Regions from separate parts of the Homo sapiens genome. Here all the other regions are linked to region 3. The links are chromatin loops, found by intact Hi-C in ENCODE. Cell type or tissue: PC-9. All regions are shown on one strand.

Region 1 (4,000 bases), 160 kb before region 3:
ATTTTGTATCCTGAGGAAGTCATAGTTTTTCTATGTGCAGTTCCAAAGCCCCTGAAGAATGATTAAAGAGCAAATTACTTTCTCTTTTGAAGATTAAAAAGAGACTCCTTTTTAGCAAGATCAGAGTTAACAAATTACTGGCCCCATGCCCTTTCCTACCCATGTGGAGTCCTCGCCTTGCATCAAAAAGGGAAGCTAACCTGCAACAAGGGAGCAGCCACTGCCAGGAAGAAATGCCTTTGTGCCTTCCCTCTTCTTGCCCTGCTGCCTTCTTCCCAAGTCAGCACTCCTCTCTTCCCTTTCCACATGCTTCCTCTTTCCCCTCTTAGGAAAAAAATATAATATTGGATCGGCTGTGTGTCAAGCATCTGAGGTTCTAACCATAGCTCCATTACTACCAGTCCGTGTGACTTGGGGAATGCTGCTTACCTTCTTTGAGACCCAGTTTCTTCATTACAAGATAAAGAGCTTGCTAGGTGAGCTCTGTGACTTCTTTCTACTTAAACATTTTGTGATTCTGCGTTCTTAGACTTTGTAATAATTCTCTCTTAAGGTATTTGTACATTAAGTTTTACATGTCATTGTGGAATGAACAGATTTATCTCTAGTTACAGAATCCCAAACTTCAGCAGAAGGTGCAGGGAGAACCAAAGAGGTGAGGGATAAAGAAAGGGGCTCCGCCAAACCATATCTCTCATCTTGTTCTTGAATTACCAGCCCTCTGGCAGTCAACTTTCTTAACTGGCTTCCTTCTGGAGCCCAGATTTGTTTTTCCTTGCTCTCTTAATCTCTGTTCACTATTTTCTATAGAAATTACTTTAGAGAGAAACCCTCTTCCAATTGTATTTAAATCCACCCCCCAAATATAATTTATTCTCTTATGAAGCTTTGAAATGGAAAATTTTCCCCAGAAGTAACCAGGCATTGTGCAAAGTCGCATCCATTTTGAACACCAAAGCAGCTGTAACAAATAAGAGATGACAAATGCCATTGTGTAATTTAGTTCTTCATATCAGTTTGTCATTCTGACTCCTTTCTATTTAACTGGATGCTTTGTCAGACTTTGTAATCTAACCATGTGAAGGGCAGTGAATAAAGGATTAACGAAACCCTTTCCAGTTTTGCATGAGCATTTGATTTTTGGCTAACTTCCTAGCTCTGTTCCCATGGAAACCTGATAAAGGAAAGTACAAGTGGGCCCTGATTGGTAAATCCTATCTGGATTGGGACAACTATAAATACCAGAGAAGAAGCCATATTTTCGAGTTTCCCTAAGTGCAGTGACCCTTGTAACTGGCATGACCTTGAGAAGACCATGAAAGTTATGGCCATGGAGTTCCTCCAAGAGATATTAGCTGCTGTGAAATACAGGGCCTCTCATATAGTGTGGCCTCCACACCCCACTGATGTGAGTCTCATTTCTTCACAACTCAGTCCACATGGGGGCCAAAGAGAATAGCTTCTGCCCACTGTGTGGATGGCTTTGTGGTCTGCTGCGAGGTCCCGCAGAAGAGGAAGTCTGGATGTGCCCTACTGACATGCTCTGCCTCCTGGCCTATGAATCTTCTGGGTCAACTGCTGTCTAGAGTGGGCCTTGGCAGTCTTGTGAGTTTGCAGGTTTAATAGAGCCTTATGAGACCTCCTGGTGGGTCTTGTGGATGGAGGTTTTCACTTTTACTGGTTTGAATGAGTGCATTTGCCTGTGAAGCTGTGAGCATGAGACAATGTCCAGTCTTATGGTTTTTACTAATTGCCAGTTTTTCTTTACAAATTAAAAAATAATTTTGTAATGAAAATTGGCAGGTCCCACTTGAGAATATTATACTAAGTGAAATAAGCCAGTGACAAAAAGACAAATACTTTTTTCCACTTCTCTGAGGCACTCATATTCATAGACATGGGAAGTAGAATACTGTTTGCCAGGGGCTGGGAGAGGAGGTAACGGAAAGTTGCCGTTTAATGGATGCAGAGTTCCACCTTTGCAAGATGGAAAGAGTTCTGGAGACTGGTTGGACAACAACATGAATGCACTTAACACTACCGATTGTGCACTTGGTTTAAAAACTGCACATTTGTAAAATGGTTAACGTGGCAAACTTTATGTTATATGTATTTTACCATAATTTAAAAATTTTTTTTAATTGACAGTTTCCTCTAAATATCACACTTAAATCATGTTTTCAATACACAGACTAATTCTAAGTGTTTCCAAATTTCCTTCTAAGTAATATAGGAAGATTTTGTGTTACTTTTCCAATTTCATCCTGCAACCACGGTTAAAAATCACTACTATTCACTTCTTACCATTTGATCTGTTGACAGTTTCAGCCATCAGTCACTGCCGGCTCCCACTTCATTTAGTTACCATGTCCCTCACTAACACAAGATCGCCGTCTAGGGGCCAATCGTAGAACTACAGGCTACACAGAGGAGAAGGGAGCCAGGCCACCTTTCCCATGCATCCCACTCCTTGAACAGAAAGAGCAACTAAAAAGGGAGGCAGGAGTTCTAAGCACCATCTTTTTTTCACCAGTACAGTTTCCAAGATCTTGCTGCTATGAAAATAAAGATCTCCTAATATTTATAGTACTTGAGGTTAGAATAGTCTTCTAGGTAGAGTACTAATATCTTGCTGATAAAGCTTTTGATGCTGAATCCTTGATTATTCTCTTAATATAATATCTTCTGTGCGAATAAGGCTAAAATGCTTGCATACACTCTTGTACTCACTTAGGAATGTAATAGAGCAGTTTGGGAGAGTGACTGAATGCTTCTGCTTTGGGCAAATTTGCCACAAAATCATATTATGCAATCACAGGGTCACAGAACATTAGAACTTAAAGAGCTTTAGAGGCCCGTGGTCTCTAGCAGATCCCTTTGAGAGTCTGATAAAAATTAGAGGTTTACGTACCATAAAATGCTATTTTGCACAAAGCTTTGAATACCATTTTAAAATTTCATCATAGATGAAGAATTCCAGCTTGAATCCCACCCCATAATTTGGAAGTGAAGTTTCTGAGAAGCATCCTGTGTGAAGAAGCAGCTAAACAGAGGGGAATGGGAGTCAGAACTGGATGTTGGAAAGAGATGTGATCCCACAGACAGTGTAATGCTGGGTTGGAACCAGCCCTGGTCAAACCCATTCCCCCGAGTGCACATGTGTTCCAGGGAGAAGCTTGCTGGGGAAGAGAGCAGCAATTTGCCCACCAGAGGCCCAGATCTCCTGGGAGAAATCAGCTGCCATGGAACAGGAGTTTTTCTTCATGCTAGAAAGGGAAAAGAACATGAATAAGTGGCAATCCAGGGACAGCCAGAAGGAACCTGGACAATGGCTCACCGGCTGAGCAGAGATAGAGTTGCACTGGGTGGGGGGGGCGGGGGTGGGGGGCAGTTGACAGCAGCCTGGATTGTGAGCAAGGAGTACGAAGAAATAATAATTGAAGTAGCAGAAGGTAGCAAGGGGTGCAGACCAAGAGCACAGGCACTGCAGAGAGAAGTCTGGATTATTTGTGAGGACTTTCCCTAGGGACTTCTAGAAAGAAATCACTAGTGAGGTCTAAAAGAAGACTGGACTTCCAGTGTGGTGATAGGAACATTGCTCTTTGAGTTCTTACTACAAATGAGGAACTTTGATTTGCCAGGAAACAAAGGGTTCAAAGAACCAATTGTGATATATTTTGGCTTAAATCCCCCCCACTGAAATATGACAGGAGTCAAATTGGGGTACCAGGTAAGTCTTGTGAAGGTGCTGCCTGGGGAGTACCCAGCTGTCTGGCACTTTCATAATATCTTTCTGAACCTCAGTTTCCTCATCTACAAAATGGGATTAGGACTTGTTGAGCATCAAGGTTCCTTCCGACTTGAAAAATCTTCTGATTCTATGACCAAACTGGAAGGCCTGGGTTGGGCTCTCTCAGTTCTGCAGATTTAAATGAGTCATTTCTGAACTGTTGGCTTAAGGCCTATCCTTTTCACTCAAATATTCCCTTGAGGCATCATT
Region 2 (4,000 bases), 130 kb before region 3:
CTCCTATCCCTCTCTGTTGTCTTGGTCCTATATACTGTTCTGGATTTCCTGGAGTGTATCTGCCTCTGGTCTTTGCCTGTGCTATTCCATCTGTATTAACTGCTCTTTTCTCTCCTCATCACCTCCTCCAAACCTGAAATCAATTGTCCTTTTCTTGGGGGAAGCCTTCCCTGAATTCCTTGGCCAGTCAATCTCACACTTATGCTCACAGTGGCACAGTGTACCTCTCATTTGTAGTCCCTATAACATTTGTAATTTCACATCTATTTCCGTGATTCTTTCATTCAGGTATGACACCCCTACTGAATTATAACTGTCATGAAATCAAGAATTGTGTCTGTTTTGGCACACTCATATTTCTAGTATCAATCATAGTGTAGATGTTTAATAAATATTTACTGAATCAGTGAATAATGAATAAAAAGTACTCTTCCATGAATCTTTCTTATACTCATGCTTAGCTCTCACTCTACCTTTCTAACAAATGGCCTAAGCAGAGGAAGATGCTAAAGGGGCTGCTAAGGCAGCAAGAAAATCAAGTAACACAGAAACAGAGTCAGTTGGTTCTTTGCACTTAGGATTCTCAGAAGAATTTTTTGCTTCTGCCTTCAAAATTAAACTGGAATATTAAAACTGATCTTTTGGTCCCTGGAAGATGAAGTACAAACCATCATCAAAAAGTATCTACTGTTGGGACTGGTGACTCACTTTGTCCTTCCCTCCTGTAAGCCATGAGAAGGAATCAGAATGATTCTGTCATCAAGAGCATCACAAATCCTGGATCTTCACCTGATTAATGCTTCACGTCTAGCACAAGCACTTTCATTTTCAAGGGATTCCATACTGTATTGTCTAGCCCCTGGCTGGGTTGGGATATAGTTATCTTGGTGGCATAGGATCAGCATGTGTAAGAGCGGGATATTATTGGGCGCTGTATTGAAAAGAGTAACCCTGGGAAGGTGAGGGTGATTATTAAGACCAACTCTGAAGCGATGACTGGTGACCAGAAATGAGTTGATGTCAGAAATTTCTACAGAGATGGTGATAGCTTATAAAGGTGAAAATCCAGTAAATAGTCTGGGGTTTAAAAACTCAAGTAAGGGATGAATCAAGGGATGATGCAGAAATTATGTGTAGTAGAAAAGGCAGATGTCAGGGGTAGAAATACATCACCGGGCAAGTAAGGCCAAGTACGTGCCCATCTGGAACACAGGGCAGAATCTCTTCAGTAAGTTGGCTTTATTGGTTTTAGTCATTTTTATCTATTGCTGATGCTCATGTGATACTTTGTTTCTTGGGTGAATTTCGGTATCTCAGACAGACACATACAAGGAGAAAGAACAGAAGTTCTTAGGTAGTTTTTTAGTAATAGAAGTTCTTAGATTTTTTTTTTTTTTTTTTTTTTTTTTAGTAAGAAAGAAAAGTGCTGGGAGAGATTGATCGTTCCTTATAAAAAGGCCTTCATTCCTCACAAAAATACAACTTTCAGTCAAGAATTTGGTCCTTTAAAAAAGAAAGAGGAAGAAAAGAAAGCATGAGCTCTATCCCTCTTTTGACTAAATACTACCACTGACTTTCCTGTTTAGAACTAAAGGCTGTCTCTTGTTCCACAGGTCAAATGCATACTTTTTAAAATGCCACTTGACCCCTTGGGTTCCCCATTCTCAGTAGAAAAACAAAATGGTCATTAATTTATTTTGACATGCAAACTCAGCTGAACATTTTTTGGTGATTCAACCCCACAGATGTAAAGTGAAAGAGTGCCAGAAAAGCAAGTGAGAGCCATGAGATTACCACAAGTCTGTGAGCACATTTTTTTCAAGGCTTACAGAATCCCAAAGCTTGCCCTTGCTTCAGGAAAAAGAACTGGTTGACACCTGAGAGGTTTTAAGCCACAAGAAGCTGAGGCCCGTTGTGAGGAGGGCAGGGACAGTGGGGCCAGGCCACACGCGACGCGTCACCCACCTCCTGCCTCACCTCCCCCCACTGAGATGTCTGCTGGGTGGGAGGAGGCTTATTGCCAGAGAACAGTCTGGTGTTTTCTGTTCCTGCTTCAGGAAGTCCCCCTTCTCCCGCCACCCCCGCAGCTCCTCAGCCTGGAAACAACTTTTAGAGAGGAGAAGGGAAGCAAAGCTTTCAAAAGCAGATACCTGTGGGGTTTGAAGGGAGGTGCCCCTTGTTCAAGTATTTCTCCCCCAAAATTGAAAGGACACTTCAGATTCATTCATTTTAGTTTTGATGTATCTTCAGTAATTAAGAAGCCACTAAGAAAACTGACCCTGGGAAGGCAAATTCCTGAAGCTGAGTCAGATACAGCCAGCTCTTACCATACCATCTGACCCTCAGTTCCCTCTGACCTCATCTCTTCCCACCTCCTCTCTGTCTGACTCAGCAGTGAGGCCACACAGGCCTCCCTGCTGATTCGAGAATGGCTCCCACCTGAGGCCTTGGGCCCCCCTTGTTTTCGCCCCCACATACCCATCTGGCTTCCCCTTCACTGCTTCCAAGGCTCTCCTCAGAGAGCATCCTGTCAGACCAGTCTTTCCTGGACATGCTGAGTGTACCTTTCCCCTATTTCATTTTCCTTCGTGGCACCTTTTACCACCTGATATGTTCAATGGCTCTATGTTTGTTTGTAGTAAGTCTCGCCTGACTAGAATATAAGACCCATGGGAGAAGAGACTTTCTGCTCTACCCTTGGCACATACCGGGTGCTCAAAAAATATTCAAGTGCTCGCTTCGGCAGTACATGTACTAAAACTGGAACAATACAGAGAACATTAGCACGGCCCCTTCACAAGGATGACACACAAATTTATGCAGCATTCCATAATTTCGAGAAATACAAATCAAAACCACAATGAGATAACATCTCACACCAGTCAGAATGGCTATTATTAAAAAGACAGAAAATAAGAGTTGCTGGTGAGGCTGCAGAGGAAAGGGGAAAGCTTATATGCTCTTAATGGAAACACAAACTAGTTGAGCCACTGTGGAAGACAGTTTGGAGATTTCTCAAGGAACTCAAAATAGAACAACCATTAGACCCAGCAATCCCACTACTGAGTATATACCCAAAGGAAAGTAATTCATCCTATCTTAAAGACACATATGCTCCTATGTTCACTGCAGCACCATTCACAATAGCAAGGACATGGAATCAACCTAAGAGCCCATCAACAGTGGATTGGAGAGAGAAAATGAGGTACAAATACACCATGGAATACTATGCAGCCATAAAAAAGAATGAAATCATGTCCTTTCGCAACATGGATGGAGGTGGAAGGCATTATGACCTCCATAAATGACCTAATGTAAGAACCTAAAACAAAATATTGCATGTTATCACTTGTAAGTGGGGCCTAAACGTTGAAGACACATGATCACGAAGATGGGAACAATAGGCACTGGGGATCACTAGATGGGGAAGGAAGGGAGCAGGGGGCATGGGCTGGAGTGCCACCTGTTGCGTCCTATACTTATTCCCTGGGTGATGGGATCATTGGGATCCCAAGCCTCAGGGTGATGCAATTTACCCATGTAATAAACCTGCATGTGTACCCTTTAATCTATGATAAAAGTTGAAATTAAAACATAAACAAATAAAATCCTGAGTACTGTTTCAAAAAATATATTTGAGGAAAGAAGGAAGGAAAGAGGGATGGAGAGATGGAGGAAGACTAAAGGAAGGATCGTGGCCCTGAGAGAATAGAGCACAGGCCAGGGGTGAGATACAGAGTGAGATGGGAGCTGAATGGGGTCTCTGAAACTAGACATGGAAGACACCAAAAGAAACATTCCTACTTCATCTTTCCCTGTGCCTGGGATAATTTACTCCTGGATGGTAAAGATATGTCTTGGTTTCATCTGTGTTAAATAAACCTGCACGATGTTACAAGCTGGCATTGCTTCATAAGCTTGACCTTAGCTTTCAAATAGGACCTCGATCATTGCTCAATGACCAAGTCACAAAGTTGCCTAATGATATTGGCCCACAGCC
Region 3 (4,000 bases):
CCTGTAGTCCCAGCTACTCCGGAGGCTAAGGCAGGAGAATGGTGTGAACCCAGGAGGCAGAGCTTGCAGTGAGCCTAGATTGCACCACTGCACTCCAGCCTGGGCGACAGAGCTAGACTCCGTCTAAAAAAAAAAAAAAAAATTAGCTAAGCGTGGTGGCACATGCCTGTAATCTCAGCTGCTCAGGAGGCTGAGGCAGGAGAATCAATTGAACTGGGGAGGCGGAGGTTTCAGTGAGCGGAGATCGCGCCATTGCACTCCAGCCTGGGCAACAAGAGCGAAAGTCAGTCTCAAAAAAAAACATCTCTCCTTTGTCCCCAAAAAGAAAAAGAAACGAGACTTGTGTAATAAGGGAGTAGTTGCCTCAAGATTTAGTGGCTGTTCCAATAAAATATGGGTGACTTCCCTTCAGGAATATTGAATTTGATGGCTGGGGCAAGGTAGGGGCCTTTTAATTCAAACAATCTGCAATGTTAGATGGTCAAGTTAGAAGGCATTCCAAAGAGTCCCTTAGCTATTCCTACTTGGTACCTCCTCATTTCAACGCATTCATAGGTGGATCAGGAACAGATGATTGGAAAACTCTCGGAAATCTCTCTCGCTCTCTCTCTCTCTCTCACACACACACACACACACACACACACACACTACTCAAACACAATTACCAAATAAATCGTGCCGGGTGTTATCCATGTTTCTTAATCTCTCTAGACTTTTTTAATGAGGTCAATGGGAGGGCTGTTATTTATGATCTTAAAGCACTGGTATATGGAAAACATAATGGACATAGGAAAGTCAATGGTGAGCAAAAGAAAAATGACCCTGTTCCACAGAACTGACTAGGTAGTGGGGAAGATAAATAATTTGATAGAATAACAAGATGTGACTGGATCCCAGATCCACTAGAAATTGATTTAACCTCACCTTCCACATGTACTCATCCACTAGCTCCCTACGACGTCATAATCTGAGAGAGTAAGCACAGTTTTCTTGTGATTGTTTCTAAGAGAGTAATAGAACAGCAGGGCCAGGGAAACCTTAGATTAAAAAAAGACCCAGCAGGACACTGGTTAACAAAAGGTGTTTGCTTAGGTGACTTCTCTCTCTAGCTCAGATTTTCCTTCACAAAAGAAATTCAAACATCTAGCTTCATACCTCAAATAAATACTGCTTTAAAGCACCCAGCAAATCTAACATAGCATTAAAAAGTCCAAAATTAGAAATATTCTTCTGAGGTCTCTGCCCAAAATGCAAGACCAGCATCCCCAGGACCTTCCTCTCTCCTGCCCCTTCAAACATCACGCAGACAAAATTCTTGTGGACATAACAATATATAAAACACACACACACACACACACACACACACACACACCTTTACTTTCTCTCTGTTTCTGAAAATTTCCCCTTATTCACTCAAAGTCTGAGAATGTATTGGGGGGGGCTCTTATTGCTGAAACAGACGAAAGATTTGCTAATGAGAATGATGGTTTCTTTATCCATACTCTTAGCAACAATAAAAATGTGGCTGCAGTTCAATTTAAGCGAACACCTAAATAAAAATTTAGACTTATGTAAAGTATTAAATTAATATTAAACCAATTTAATAGTCTTTATTTTTGAAAAGAATCAGAGTAGGCCAGGCTGCGGTGGCTCACACCTGTAATCCCAGCACTTTGGGAAACTGAGGCGGGCAGATCACTTGAGGTCAGGAGTTCAAGACAAGCCTGGCCAACATGGTGAAATCCCCATCTCTACTAAAAAATATAAAACACCTGTAGTCCCAGCTACTCAGGAGGCTGAGGCTGGAGAATCATTTGAACCTGGGAGGCAGAGGTTGCAGTGAGCTGAGATTGCGCCACTACACTCCAACCTGGGTGATGGAGTGAGATCCTGTCTCAAAAAAAAAAAAAAAAAAAAAAAACAGAGTAGAATTATTTTATTTAGCAACCTCTCCTAGCAACTGTTTCAGAAAAATATTTACTCTGAAAGATGAAATGTACCTGCAGTTCATTGTTTTTCCCCAGATTTGATCCCAGGGATACCTAAAATGAGATAATGAATGAGCATAAATGCAAAACCAGATCCTAGTTTCCTTTGAAAGCTGGACTAAGTAACAATTACAATCAGCTACATCAGATATGCTGAGCTACCACAAATGATTTTGAAAGATGGGCTTCATCTGCCCCCTGCTGTACTCTAGGTAAATAACAGGACTTATTAATTTAGCATTGGTAGACAAGATTATTTGGCATCCCTCGCTAAAATGTAAAGGCTACGGCAAAAAAGACAGCATGTGTTTCACCACTGTGTCCCCACCATGTAGCATAGTACCTGGGATATAGTAGGCACTCAATAAATGTGTTGAACAAATGAGCATACAGATAAGTAAAGTATGCTTACAGACTGAGTAGGCATAATACCAAGTTTTACAGGCCCAAGAAAAAAATGCAAATGTTTTGCAACGTTCATATGTTTCTGAAAATAACTTGGTGCTTACCGAGTATGCATTGTCAGCAATTCAAACTTGCTATCCTCTAATAATTCCACTAGACTGAAAAAACTAATTAGAATATTCAGACTTAAGGATATACGTAAATTTTCTAAATGTGACTGTCAAGCAATAACTTTTTGAGAGCTTAGAATCTGAAAGCCATAAGGTAAAAAACCATCCAATTGTCTCCAAGACGGCAGAACTTGCAGAGATCACGCAAAGTTCCCCGTGCCATCTCCCATCCCTTGCCTCAGGTGACCCCTGCAGCCGCCAGCCCTCCAGTGATTATCTCCATCTCTCTAGGATTAGTGAAGGCACAGATTGGAAGATAGGCATCATATTTAATTGGGGGTACATTTATTGAATATGAAAGAAGTCATGCGAGGGCCAAGATTTCAACATTTCATATACAGGCATACCCTGGAGATACGGTGGGTTTAATTCCAGACAACTGAAATAAAGCAAATACCACAATAAAGCGAGTCACACAAATTTTTTTGTTTCCTAATTCATATACAGTTATGTTTACATGATACTGTAGTCTATTAAGTGTGAAATAGCATTATGTCTAAAAAAATGGATTTACGTTAACTAACAAATACTTTATTGCTAAAAAGTGGTAACAATCATCTGCGCATTCGGTGAGTCTTTTTGCTGGTGGAGGGTCTTGCTTAATGTTGATGGCTGCTGACTGATCAGGGTGGTGGTTGCAGAAGGTTGAGGTGGCTGTGGCAATTTCTTAAAGACAGTGAAGTCTGTGGCATCAGTGGATTTTCCCTTTAATGAAGGATTTCTGTCACAGGTGATGCTATTTGATAACATTTACCCACAGCAAAACTACTTTCAAAATCGGAGTCAATCCTCTCAAATGCTGCCACTGCTTTAATCAACTAAGTGTATGTAATATTCTAAATCCTTTATTGTCATTTCAACAATGTTCACAGCCTCCCCACCAGGAATAGATTTCATCTCAAGGAACCGCTTTCTTTGTTTATCATCAAGAAGCAACTCCTCATCTGTTAAAGTTTTATAATGAGATTGCAGCAATTCAATTACTTCTTCAAGCTTCATTTCTCATTCTAGTTACCTTGCTATTTCCACATCTGCAGCTACTTCCACCACTGAAGTCTTGAACTCTTCAACGTCATCCAGGAGGACTGGAATCAACTTCTTCCAAATTCCTATTAATATTGATATACTGACCTCCTCCCATGAATCACGAATGTTCTTAATGGTATCTAGAATGATGAGTTCTTTCCAGAAGTTTTTCAATTTACTTTGCCCAGATCCATCAGAGGAATCATTATCTATGGCAGCTATACCTTACAAAGTATATTTCTTAAATGATAAGACTCGAAAGTCGAAATGACTCCTTGACCCATGGACTGCAGAATGGATGATGTGTTAGCAGACATGAAAACAATATTAATACATATTCTTATACAAGCCCATCAGAGCTCACAGGTGACCAGGTGCATTGCCAATGAGCAGTAATATTTTCAAAGGAAT
Region 4 (4,000 bases), 880 kb before region 3:
TATCACTACCTGTGCTAAGGCACAGCACCAGAGAAGTGACACCTTGGTACTGATAAAAAGCAAATCATTTGACTGTTTCAGGACCACAACCTGAGGGATCCTCAAACCCAGCTTCATCGTTCTGCCTCTGGTCTCATAACCTTTGACTTAGGTTCTGGTACCTCTGTTTCTTGCTAGCTTCTCCTTCAAGATGGTGCTTCTGACAATAGCACCTTATGGAGATGGTGACTGTCATGATCAGTAGCATCCCCTTTCACTCTTAAGAGTTCAAGTTAAGATGATAAAATGTGGGGGGCAACGTATATCTAGGGCTTAGCTTGGCTGGTGACCTTGGACTCCTCCAACTTGTGGGCTCTCTGCCTCCCACCCCTCTGCTCCCTCCCATTGGCTTTGGTGATGGCGAAAACTTGATTGTGTGGAAGTTCACTTTCCACAGAAATTCAAAGGTTCACCCAGTGCAGTTCAGAATATGTAATTTGGCCATTGAATAACAGGGTGGATTCAAAAGTTTCTGGTTACCAGCAATGCAGAAGTGGTGCTAAATGAGAACAGAAACCCCAGCCCACTCCCTGAGGTTTGAGTGACCAGGAACCACATTGGCTGGAAGACAATGCCATGGATCTTAGTATCTTGTGAAGAGACACTTGTGGTTTCTTGTTAGTTGTAACAGCAAGTCATGTTCCCCTTCTGAGACTTAGTGTCCCCATCTGCTAACTACAGGGACTCAGCCTAATGATTTGTTGGGTCCCTTTGTGCTCTAAGAGTCTGTGGAGCAGTACAGCCTATTATTTAAGATCCTTACTTTGGAGATAGAACCGAATTCAAATCCTGGCTCTGCGATGTAAAACCTGTTCAATTTTGATCAGGTTATAAGTTCAAGTTTCCCACGTGTAAAATGGAGATTATATTCATTCATAGGCTTTTTATGATGATTAAATGAAATAATATGTAAGAAAACACCTTGTGAAGTGGCTGGCACCTAATCACTCAGTGAAGGATACTGGCTACTATGACCCTGCATGTGATTCCCACGGGGTTGCTTTCAAAGCATATTATTTCATGTAAAGATTGCAACTGTGGGAGGTCAGTTGGGTGGCTATTGTCATCTTTATTTTTATCAATGAGAAAATTGAAGCTGAGAGAAGTCAAGTGACTTCCCTTTGGTTTCAGAGTTGGTGTGTGATAGAGCCAGGGCCTCTCCCGATACCGTGGGAGAAATAAGAGGTACATCAATCAGACATTCATTGAAGAGACAGAGACGGTTGTATGCACTTAGCCAGCAGGGAAGACCTTTTAATCAGTCATTTATGTATGAAAATTCTCTAGAGATAAAAAGAGAGGGTGTTGTAAGAGTCTGATGATTAGGCCAGGAAAAATAAAAAACTTTCTGCCTCTTAGATAATGACGCAGGCTTGTATTTTTGTTCTTTTGTTCCACTGTCCTGCAAAGTGGCCGTATCTGATTCTGCTAACGTCATTGCATAGATCAGACTCTGTTTCTCATCGGCCTCTCTGATCATAGTCCCTGAGATCTGAGTCTTTACTGTTCGCCTCTGATATTCACCACTATTCTATCAGTGTCTGTTTTGGGGCTCTGGTTCTGTCTTAAAATGTCATTGAAATTCTTTTTCTTTATTAAGAATTTATTTTTTATTCTTTTGCTTTATATTCCCTATACATTTCCATTGCAGAAGCATTGAAAAATACTGTCATGTGTAAAGAAGAAAACACTAATCTTACAGATGATCACTTTCTACATTTCATTCTAGATTTCTTTCTACGAGCATATACATACAACAATTTTACTTAATTATTATCCTATTTGTGTTGTTCTATAACCTGCTTTTAGCCCTTATTTTAATACGAGTATTTCTTCATGTTATTACAATGATTTAAAAACAAGCTTTTAATTGTTGCTTGTGTACTTCCATTGTATGGATGTACCAAAATTTATTTAACCCGTTTCCTACTGTCGAACACTAAAGATTCTTTCCAATATTTCACTTTGATAAATAATACTTGATGTAAACTTTCTGCCTGTAAAGTTTTGCTACGTGTCTGCTTGTTTCCTTACTGATAGTATTTTGCCTGCGAGGGCAGCAGGATGAGTACTTCGAGGATTAATCCCTGCCAAGGCAGCTGAGCAACAGGAAGGTCTCTGCAGGGCCCTCGCGCTGCCAGTAGGTGTCACCTTCGCCTCATGATTTCTCTTAATTTTTTTTTTTTCAGGATCCTTTTTGAAGGCCAAGAACAGAATAAATTTGTGAGTCAATAAGATTCAGCTTCAAATATTAAAAGTCTCTTACAAGGGATACAAATTGGCAGTGCCTGAGGGCTGTGGGCCTGGTGATTTTGCTTTTTGTGTTGGGTTGATTTCTTCCAGCCCAGCAGTGTTTGCTGCTGAGCTGATTCTGAGAAAAAGCAGTCAATCTGGACTGCTGGCAAAACTCCATTCTCTCAGGTTCTCTAGGAAACACACACACACACACACACACACACACACACACACACACACACACACGTGTAAAAAAAGCTACTGCGTACTGAGGGCTTTCTCAAAGCATCTGGTAATAAAAAATTCACAGCAATTTTAAAAGACAGTTATTATCAACACTCTTTTCTAGATAAGGGGATTAAGGCTCAGAGATGCTCAATGCTAAGGTGCCAATGGCTTAAGGCAGTATTCAGACCTGGGTACATTGATCAGTGAAGCCTGTGATTTTAACAATTTTCCTATGTTTGTTAAAAATGCTGATTCTGGCAGGGCACGGTAGCTAACACCTGTAATCCCAGAACTTTGGAAGGCCAAGGCGGGAGGATTGCTGAGCTCAGGAGTTCCAGACCAGCCTGGACAACATGGTAAACCCCATCTCTACCAAAAATGCAAAAAGTTAGCTGGGCATGATGGCGCATGCCTGTGGTCCCAGCTACTTGGGAGGCTGAGGTGAAAGGATCGCTTGAGCCCGGGAAACAGAGGTTGCAGTGAGCTGTGATTGCACCACTGCACTCCAGCCTGGGTGACAGAGTGAGATCCTCTCTCAATTAAAAAAAAAAAAAAAAAAAACCAATTCTGAGGCCCCACCCCAGGCCTGTTGGACCAGAATATCTCAGCATGAGACCCTAGAATTTCCATTTAAATGGTCATCTTGGGAGATTTGTATGTGCACTAAACAGAGGTACTCATTTCATTTGTTCTGCAACCAGCTGAACCAACCAGAAATCATGAGAGGCTGGGAGAGGCTGGGTAGACCTTGGGTGGTCTGAGTCTTTAAGTCACTTGTCCAGTTTCCATTTTAGGTCAGCAGCAAAGGTCTTGAAATAAATTATCTAGAACTGGCTTTGAGAGAGCATGCGATATGCTTTGAAATAAAGGGTTTTGTGGCCTCAGTAACCACTCTTTCTTTGGCTAAAAAAAGATTCTTTGAAACCCTTTTCACTCCTTAGCAGAGCAGCAGTGTGGCTTAGGGAATAGGCCTGTGCTTTAAAGTCAGACAGGCCTGAGTTTGAACTCTAGCTCTGCTACTTACCATCTCTCTCTGATCCTGGCCAGGTTGCCAAAGCTCTAAGTCTCAGTAACTTCCTCTGAAAAATGGGAATAAATAGAACCACTTCATAGGGTTGAGGTGAATATAAATAAGATACTAACATTGAAAATGTAATATCCAGCTCCTCTCTCATGATAAGTGTTCAGGAAATGACAAAAACAATAGTTATTTAAAAAAATTAAGTAATAGAAAAAATGCTATTTTAAACCTAGGTAACTGTCATTTTTCTAGTTACCTAAAAACAGCTTTAGTGAGGTCTATTATACATGCATACCATAAAAATCACCCATTGTAAGTGTACGGTTTGATAATTTCTAGTATATTTATTGACTTGTGCAACATCATCACAATCCGGTTTTGGAATATTTCCTTCACACCAGAGGCTTCCTCTTGCCTGTTTGCGGTCAATTATTATTTACTCTTAGCCTCAGGCAGCCACTGATCTGCTTTCTGTTT
Region 5 (4,000 bases), 380 kb before region 3:
GGCAACAGCTTTCCTTAGACCTCTGGGCAAACTCCCTTCACAGAGCCACATCAGCACTTAACATTTGGCTTCCCAGATTCAATTGCATTCTCCAACCTGTGCTCCCACAGAGGATTAGCTAGATGATATCAGTGTTTCTCAAAGTGATTATATCAATTTATTTTGCAATGACTGAGAGTTTTCTATTATTCCATAGCCTCAACAATACTTGATATTGACTAATTCTTAATTTTGACCAATCTGTAAGTTATGTGTTGATATCTCCTTGTGGCTTTAATTTGCATTTCCCTGATAACCAGTGAAGTTGGGCATCTTTTAATACTTTTAGTGACCTTCTGGATTTTCTTGTTTGTGAAGTGCTTGCAACTTTGGCCCATTTTCCTTCTGGGCTATCTGTCTTTTAAAAAATTGGTTTATAGTTCTTTATATACTCTGGATATTAGTCCTTTATCAATTATACATATTACAAAGATCTTATCCCAGTGTGTGGCTTGCCTTTTCACTCTCTTTAAAAAGTCCCAGCCAGGTGCAGTGGCTCATGCCTATAATTCCAGCATTTTGGGAGGCTCAGACTGGAGGATCACTTGAGTCCAGGAGTTCAAGACCAGCCTAGGCAACATAGGGAAACCCCATCTCTACAAAAAAAAAAAAAAAAAAAGCAAAAATTAGCCGGGTGTGGTGGCACATGTCTGTAGTCCCAGCTATGCGGGAAGCTGAGGTGACAGGATTGATTGAGCCTGGGAGGTGGAGGCTGCAGTGAGCTATGATCATGCCACTGCACTCCAGCCTGGGCAACAAAGTGAGACCTTGTCTCAAAAACAAACAAATAAACAAACAAAATCTCCCTAATATTGATGTGATCAAATGCTTACCATGCATACACAAAACCCCAGCAATTCTACTCCTACGTATATACCCTAGAAAATCTCTTGAAAAATTCTCCAGGTGCAAGACTGTCCATAGCAACATTGTCCCTAACAGGAAAAAAGAAACAAACAAAAAACCGAAAAACCTAAATGTCCATCAATATAAGAGATAAGAGTACGTAAGTTGTTCATACAAGGCACTTATCTTCACACACGTGAATCCACATGGGAGAGTCTCAAGGTTACCTATGGGGAGAGGAAGGGATATGAGATGGGAGGGGTGCACAGGGATGCTGGTGACATTCTGTTTTTTAACCTAAGAGGTGTTTGCACAGCTATTCACAGTGTTTATTCTTCTTTGAAATGTGCATATATTTTATATATGCACTGTCATATTATCTATGTTCCCAATAAAACATTTTAACAGATATTATTCTCCTAATAATCCTATTTGTCATCTTGGTTTAAGGAAGTGCAATGGAAGATTCTGCATACTTGGGGGGAGCAGTTCCCATATCACATGGGCTGTGTGTTAAAAATTCAGACTGCCAGCCCCTACCCAGGCTACAGAATCAGAATGTCCAGGGTGGGGCTGAGGCAGCAGTGTCCAGGGGCACTCAGGGGTGCTGTGGTCATTTTTTCCCAGGTCATTTTCTATCTGAACCTATTGGTCCATCCCAGAGCACCCAGCCCTCTGCAGATCCGCCAGCGTCGGTGGCTTCCTACTGCCCTCTTGTGGCCGGTTTTTCTACCCAAACTGGGCAGAGTCTGACAGCCAAGCGCCAGGGAGTAGACAGAATGTGTTCTGGGATCAGGGGTCTGTCTGGATTTTGTGGTGGCTCCGAGGACCTGCATAGTTGAGCTAGATGCCAAAACATGACACCTAGAACCCACTAGCTTGTCTGTTATTTTTGTTGAAGTCCTATGGATCCATAGACCCCTCCTGGCTGCTCCAAACCCTCGTGTGCTTGGTCCCCACCACCCACAGGGATCCCCTTTCTCTGGGTTCGCCTTCCCACCCACACCTGTCATGCACACACACCTTCCCTACATTATCTGGTCTTCATTTCTGCCTAAACAAATATGTATGGTCTAACCAGATCTCTGGTCCTGGTCTCTGCTGGACGATCTTATTCTGTCCTTCGATTCCACAACACCAGGGCTGTTGTGAGACAGATGAACGCTTAAGACCAGGACCCAGTTGGACACACTCAGTACCTACTGCTTTCTCACCCCCATTCTCCTTTCTATTCCATTTCGCTTTCTCTTCCTCGATCTGTCAGGGTTTCTAATCCTGACAATGAGCTTGAAATGGTCAGGTTTACTCAGAGAAAAAAAAACAAAACAGGCAATTGGTATCACTCAAAGAAGAGCCTAGACCAGGTCTCAGGGGCAGATTCCAAGTATGTAGAGTCCCCACTCACTCGCCTTACCTCTGTCCGCAGCTCAGACGCCGTGTGAATCCTAAATTTAGACCCTGCTATAACATGTGGCTACTGACCTCCAGAAAGGCTCCTCCCCAGAAAGTCATAACCCACCCAAGGGAAGGCAGTGCAGTATAATGATTAAAAATATGAATTTGGAATGATAATTTCATTGGAATCTCTGTTTGCTTATATGTTGGGTGGGCTTGGGCCACTTATTTTTACATCTCTAAACCTCAACTCCCTCATCTGTAAAATGGGCTAATGATATTTAACTCACAGATTGTTGTGATTATCAAATGAGACACTGCATTTTTAAAATGCTTATCACATTTCATAACTAGGAAGCACTTAACAGACACCGTCATTATTCGTTATGAAGTCCAGACTTTGTAGGACTCAAAGGACTCTATCTCAGGGGTGGAATCATCTGGAGCCCTGGCACCATCGGTTGCCCAAGGCTCCTTTCTGAACAGCCAGGTCCCTGGGAATTCTCTAGGGAATGAAGTTGGACTTCATTCAAACTTCATTCTTCTTCTTCGAACTCCACCATGATTCTGGCCTAGAGGCTCTGACCTCCCGCCCAGAGATCACACTGCCTCTCCTCAGTCTCATCCTGTCAATCAAGTCGACTACGGGACCTGCTCAGTCAGGAGCGTGCACTCCACTTTCTCTTCTATTCTCCTGCTGGCTTCCTCTCCTCCACCACCCCTTTCCTCTCACTTACTTTCAGCTGCCAAGAATAAGATACTGTTTTACCCACATCTATCTACTGTCACTCAGTCGGGGACTGGGGCTTCCTGAATCAGCACAACTTTTTCTAATTAGGTTTGCCATAGTTGCATGCTTCAAATGTAGTGGTTGAATTCCTCAAAGAAACTCTTCAGGAGGAAGGAAGGGTGTGGCAGATTATGCCACCCCAAAATATGCCACTTTGGCGTGTTAAAAAAAAAAAAAAAACCACTTCAGCAGAATTAAATTTAAGGGAGTTTAATTGAGCAATGAACAATTCACAAATTGGGCAGCCAACTCAGAGAGACTCCAGGAGTGCCTTGTGGTCAGAACAAATTTATAGACAAAAAAAAAGTAAAGTGACATATAGAAATAGGAAGTGAGAAACAGCCTGACTAGCTACAGCTTGGCGTTTGCCTTATTTGAACACAAGTTGAACACTCAGCAGTGTATGAGTGGTTGAAGTATGGCTGCTGGGATTGGCCAAGACTCAGTGACTGTTACAGGTGCATACTCCTAGTTAGGTTTTCAGTCTCGTCTACCAGTTAAGCTAGGTTGCAGTTCATCCACAAGGACTCAAATATAGAAGTACAGAGTCCTTCTCAGGCCATATTTAGTTTGCTTTAACAGACGTAAGGATTATTCTGAGCTGATGATAATTAAGAAGTGGACAGAAGAAAAACTCTGCTCTCCTTTTTTCTTCCAGGAAGGGCAGGACAGTTCTTGGTCCCCTGAGACAACCGTAGATCCTATATCCCACACACTAGACCAGAGGAACAAACTTGACCAACCAGCCCTTACCGTCCATGAGTTTCCCATTTATCTTCCCACAACTTGCTACCCCATGAAGTCCAGAGTGCTTTTCCTTTCTCTTGTTAATTCTCTACAAAAGTATTGGGTTTTTTTGTTAAGATGTTATATAAGCCCAAGTTCTAACAATCCCTTTGAGTTACTCATCTCTAGGTACCTCCATGTGTA
Region 6 (4,000 bases), 290 kb before region 3:
CTCCTCTTCCTTCTCTTCTTTCTCTCCCTCGTCTATTGCTCTTCCTTTCCCATCCTCTGTCCTCTTCCTTCTCTCCCACATGCATCTGTACCCATGAAGAATCACATTAAAAATGTGCATTTGGTGTAAATCGTCAATTTGAGGTTATTTATCAGTGTGGGTTTCCAAATTTTCATAGAGGAGCAATGTTGAATTTGAATTTTCTCTGAGGGCTTCATTAAGTACCTTGAAATGTATCTTGTGAGCATAGATGATGCTGAACTCTGGGTTTCCCAGTCTGTCTTCCACTAATCTGGTTACATCTCCTTTGTTCATCTTCTTTTACTTTTTGTTGAGAACTAAATGCCTTGTCTTGTTTATAATCATAGCATTTAACCCCAGTATTAAATCTTATCAAAACACAGAGTAGTGATTCAATTGTGTTTCACCTAATTTCTTATTCAGTATCAGTTTTGAATTAAAAAAATAAAATTAATCAGTTGATTAAGATTTGAGAAATTTAAATGTCAATTTAATCTTAATTCTTATACTATATCCCACTGAATGCAAAAGTCCTCCTTAAATTAAATAGTAGATGTTTGAGGGGATGAAAAAAGAAATTTAAACTTTGACTTGAGAAGCAATGGGTGAAATTTAGGTGGCCTGATTTTATAATTAATTATAATAAAATGTTCAAATCTTATTCTGCTGGACTCTCTTTAATTATGTTAAAACTGAATTAAGGCTGAATTTATTAGTATGATAATAAGACATATTCTCATTCATTCAGCATGAATGACAAACTATAGCCTGCAGATGAATTTGACTGCCTGTTTTTGTAAATAAAGTTTTATTGGATCACAGCCACACACAGGCATTTTTGCACAGCAGCAGAGTAGTTGCAAAAGACTGGCCCCAAAGTCTAAAATGTTTACTATCTGGCCCTACTGCAAGAGTTTGCAGACCCATCGTTTACAGTATTATATGATGGTTTACAAACCTTCAGTTTGAAACAAAAGATGTAATCTTTAAGAATAAATTTCAAAAAGGGTTAGTATGATTTGGGAATGATTGAAAAATACAGATCATTCTAATGACTTAGTTTTATCTCTATCTTTTCTAAAATGAAATGACTTTGTAACTTTAAGGCTGTATATGCTTTCTATAAGATTCAGTTGTTTTTGTTCTACTGACAAAAAATATTTAATACTCCTGGAATCAAGAGAATGAGAATAAAGTGACCAATGGATTTGCAGTTTGTTGGCCAAATAAGCCAGACCTTAATTATAAGTAATGTCTTACATATTGGTTGTGCTCTACCCTTTGCAAATTATATCCACATGTCTTAGAACATGTGATTTACAGAGCAGCTTGTTTTCACTTTATAGATGGGGTAAGCAAGGTACTGTGTGTATGTGTGCATGCACGCATGAATGTGTGTATTGATTAGTAATCAGAGCAATACAACAAGTGGAAAAACAGAAACTAGAACCCAGTTTTGTATTCTTATATGCCTAGTCATTTTTCTGTTAACAGTATGCTGCCTCTGCTTTTTCATAGTATAAACAGCATTGGTGCTGAATGAGAAATACTGCAGGGAAATTAATGGAGTTGTTTTAGTAGTTGTTGAAACAGTATGATAGTCAATGATTAAGGATATATTCACTATCAATGCAAAGAAAAATACAGTGTTCTTGTCAAAACATATGTAGTTAGAATGACCTCTAGATGGAGGTAATATACCATGTTGTGAATTAACTTTTTTCAGAATTTCCATCAGCCTGAGTATTTGAGAAAAAAAAATAAAATTAAGTATTTTAAATGAACAGTATTAAAAAATCAGATACACACACAAACATAGGTAGAATGGATTGAAAGAAAAGAAGTAATGACCCTTTGGGAGAAAGTGACCAGGTAGCTTTGAATTTATGATACATAAAATGATAGATAATATTTTAAACTTTAAAGAAGCAGATTCCAAAAAAATATGAAAAATGTAACTCTAGGGGCAGATTATTTAAAAGGGAAAATGTACATATTTCATATTATGGTATTTATAAATCATGGGGTTTTTTTTCCCTTGACTCAGAGTAACTTGGAGAGAATATGTTGAGAGAGCAAAATAAAAGCCTAGAGATATCCATAAGTAGTTCTGATTTGCAGAAAATAGCAGAAGATAGATTCTACCACTATAGACCAGTGAACATAGCATCTATGCTTTTCATTCCAGCACGGTTAGATGGGTTGTTTTGTGCATCTCTAGATAAGTGTGTACGCTGAAAGAGAACCAAGACAGATTTTTCTAAAAAGGTGAAATGATCTGTTTTTTATTTATTTATTTATTTATTTTGCTAGTAGAGTAGGGAAATCAATCCAGTATACCTGGATTGAAGTAAAGCACTGAGGCAAGTTCACTCATAACATTTTTTGGACAAGATGTAGAAATGTGGTCAAGCTTTGAGTCAGCTAACCCATGCTGACTAAACGGTTTGAGGCTCAGTTATGCAACAGATCACTGTCAATCTGGGGGTGATTCTAGGGCCAGGTCTGTATCTTGGTCCCCAGTGTGTTCAGTAATTTTGTTGGTGGGTGAAGATATAGAAAGTATGCTTGTAAAAGTTACAGAGAACACAAAATTAGAAGTAACAGGGTATATGATGGATCACAACAGTAACTCAAAAGATTTTAACATGTTGAAAAAGATACCTAACAAGTTATGAATTAATAGAAGTAAATATGAAAGGAAGGATGGAGAGAAAGATGTCAAAAATGACTAAGGATAATAGGGAAATATGATAGAAATTTGAATAAAATATAGATTTTAGTTAATAGTGTATTAATATTGGTTCATTGTGACAATTTTGTATCAATATTGTATATCAATATTGGTACAGTTTTGACAAATGTACTGTAGTAATGTAAGATGTTAACAATAGGGAAAACTAGGTGTGGCATGTAAGGGAATTGTCTGTACTATGAGAATTTTTTTGTAAATTCAAAGCTGTTCTAAAAGTATATTTAAATAGAAAGTGGCCTAAAGTTTTAAGTCCAAATAATTTGGAAAATGATAATGCCCATGACAAAAATAGAGAGTTTGGGGAGGTAGTCATATTGAATTTGGAAGGATTAGAATTGTTCCCCAAACTGGAACTCGTTGAGAGGAAACATTGAACAGAATGGCAGAGGCCATTTCAAAATAACATGGTGAGTAGATAATTTGAATAGGCCTACTTCTATTGAAAAAATGGAATAAATAATTTATAATTTTCCAAAACAGAAAGCATCAGGACCAGACGGGGTCATTGGTAAATTCTACCAAATACTTAAGGAGAAAATTATACCAATTACATAAGATAGAAGTAGAGGGTACACTTCCTAACTCATTGTTTGAGTGTAGCATTACCCTAATACCAACATCAGACACTGGAAGGAAACTGTAGTAGGCCATTATCTCTCATGAATATAGAAGCAAAAATCTTCAATAAAATATTAGCAGATTGAATCTGACAATGTGTAAAAAGAATTATATAACCAAGTGAGATTTATTCCTGGTCTGCAAGACCAGTTCAACATTTGAAAATCAATTACTATAATCCACCACATTAACACACCAAAGCAGAAAAAAATTACATGATTATTTTAACAGACACAGAAAAAGCATTTGACAAAATCTAACACTCATTGATAGTGCAAAGAAAGAAACTCTCAGCAAACTAGCAAACTCTCAGCAAACTTTATCAAGTTGAGGAAAATTTTATCAATTTTCCTCAACTTGATAAAGAACATTTACAGGAAACATACAGCTAACATTATACTTAATGGTGAGAAACTTGCTTTCCCACCATTGAGAAACTAAGATCAGGAGCAAGGTAAGGATGTTCCCTCTTACCACTGCTTTTTAACATTATACTGAAAGTTCTAGCTAATGCCATATAACAAGAAAAGAAAATAAAAGGTATGCAGATTGGGAGGGAAGAAATAAAATTGTTTGCAAAGACAATGATATGATTGTCTTTGTAAA

The links. Peaks named below come from ENCODE experiments on the same cell type or tissue, not always from the same donor. Only the 100,000 strongest peaks of a DNase experiment are listed, where the experiment ranks them.
Region 1: it touches region 3 in a loop (13-fold over the local background); 27 of 110 quality-filtered maps call a loop at or near these places.
Region 2: a loop joins it to region 3, with 11 times the contacts of the local background. A loop is called at or near these places in 6 of 110 quality-filtered maps.
Region 4: a loop joins it to region 3, with 11 times the contacts of the local background. A loop is called at or near these places in 53 of 110 quality-filtered maps.
Region 5: it touches region 3 in a loop (5-fold over the local background); 44 of 110 quality-filtered maps call a loop at or near these places.
Region 6: it touches region 3 in a loop (18-fold over the local background); 101 of 110 quality-filtered maps call a loop at or near these places.

Annotation. Positions count from the first base shown.
Region 1 is chr2:38,113,032-38,117,031 of GRCh38, forward strand. It overlaps LOC107985871 (a long non-coding RNA gene), which reads right to left. Exons shown (of 4, transcript XR_007086290.1): 4 at 1-51. Among named protein-coding and RNA genes, the nearest start is that of CYP1B1-AS1, 16 kb to the right of the region's middle. In PC-9, CTCF peaks have their summits at 2,410 and 2,612; DNase peaks (open chromatin) are centred at 2,400 and 3,920; H3K27ac peaks cover 2,352 bases.
Region 2 is chr2:38,144,685-38,148,684 of GRCh38, forward strand. The region is part of intron 2 of CYP1B1-AS1 (CYP1B1 antisense RNA 1); the gene reads left to right. It overlaps LOC107985871 (a long non-coding RNA gene), which reads right to left. Exons shown (of 4, transcript XR_007086290.1): 1 at 2,151-4,000. It also overlaps the pseudogene RNU6-951P. Among named protein-coding and RNA genes, the nearest start is that of CYP1B1-AS1, 16 kb to the left of the region's middle. RefSeq lists enhancers at 1,764-2,963, 2,018-2,067, 2,098-2,197, 2,269-3,077, 2,278-2,457 and 1 more. In PC-9, no CTCF peak of the experiment used is centred here; DNase peaks (open chromatin) are centred at 1,907, 2,437 and 3,997; H3K4me3 peaks cover 2,558 bases; H3K27ac peaks cover 4,000 bases.
Region 3 is chr2:38,272,630-38,276,629 of GRCh38, forward strand. No RefSeq gene overlaps it. Among named protein-coding and RNA genes, the nearest start is that of ATL2, 100 kb to the right of the region's middle. In PC-9, CTCF peaks have their summits at 2,185 (motif pointing left) and 2,387; a DNase peak (open chromatin) is centred at 2,112; H3K27ac peaks cover 445 bases.
Region 4 is chr2:37,393,898-37,397,897 of GRCh38, forward strand. No RefSeq gene overlaps it. Among named protein-coding and RNA genes, the nearest start is that of QPCT, 51 kb to the left of the region's middle. In PC-9, CTCF peaks have their summits at 2,167 (motif pointing right) and 2,370; a DNase peak (open chromatin) is centred at 2,214.
Region 5 is chr2:37,889,522-37,893,521 of GRCh38, forward strand. No RefSeq gene overlaps it. Among named protein-coding and RNA genes, the nearest start is that of PIRAT1, 16 kb to the left of the region's middle. In PC-9, CTCF peaks have their summits at 1,584 (motif pointing left) and 1,786; a DNase peak (open chromatin) is centred at 1,610.
Region 6 is chr2:37,983,074-37,987,073 of GRCh38, forward strand. All of the region lies in intron 5 of RMDN2 (regulator of microtubule dynamics 2), which reads left to right. The region is part of intron 2 of RMDN2-AS1 (RMDN2 antisense RNA 1); the gene reads right to left. Among named protein-coding and RNA genes, the nearest start is that of RMDN2-AS1, 51 kb to the right of the region's middle. In PC-9, CTCF peaks have their summits at 1,709 (motif pointing right) and 1,909; DNase peaks (open chromatin) are centred at 1,738 and 2,448.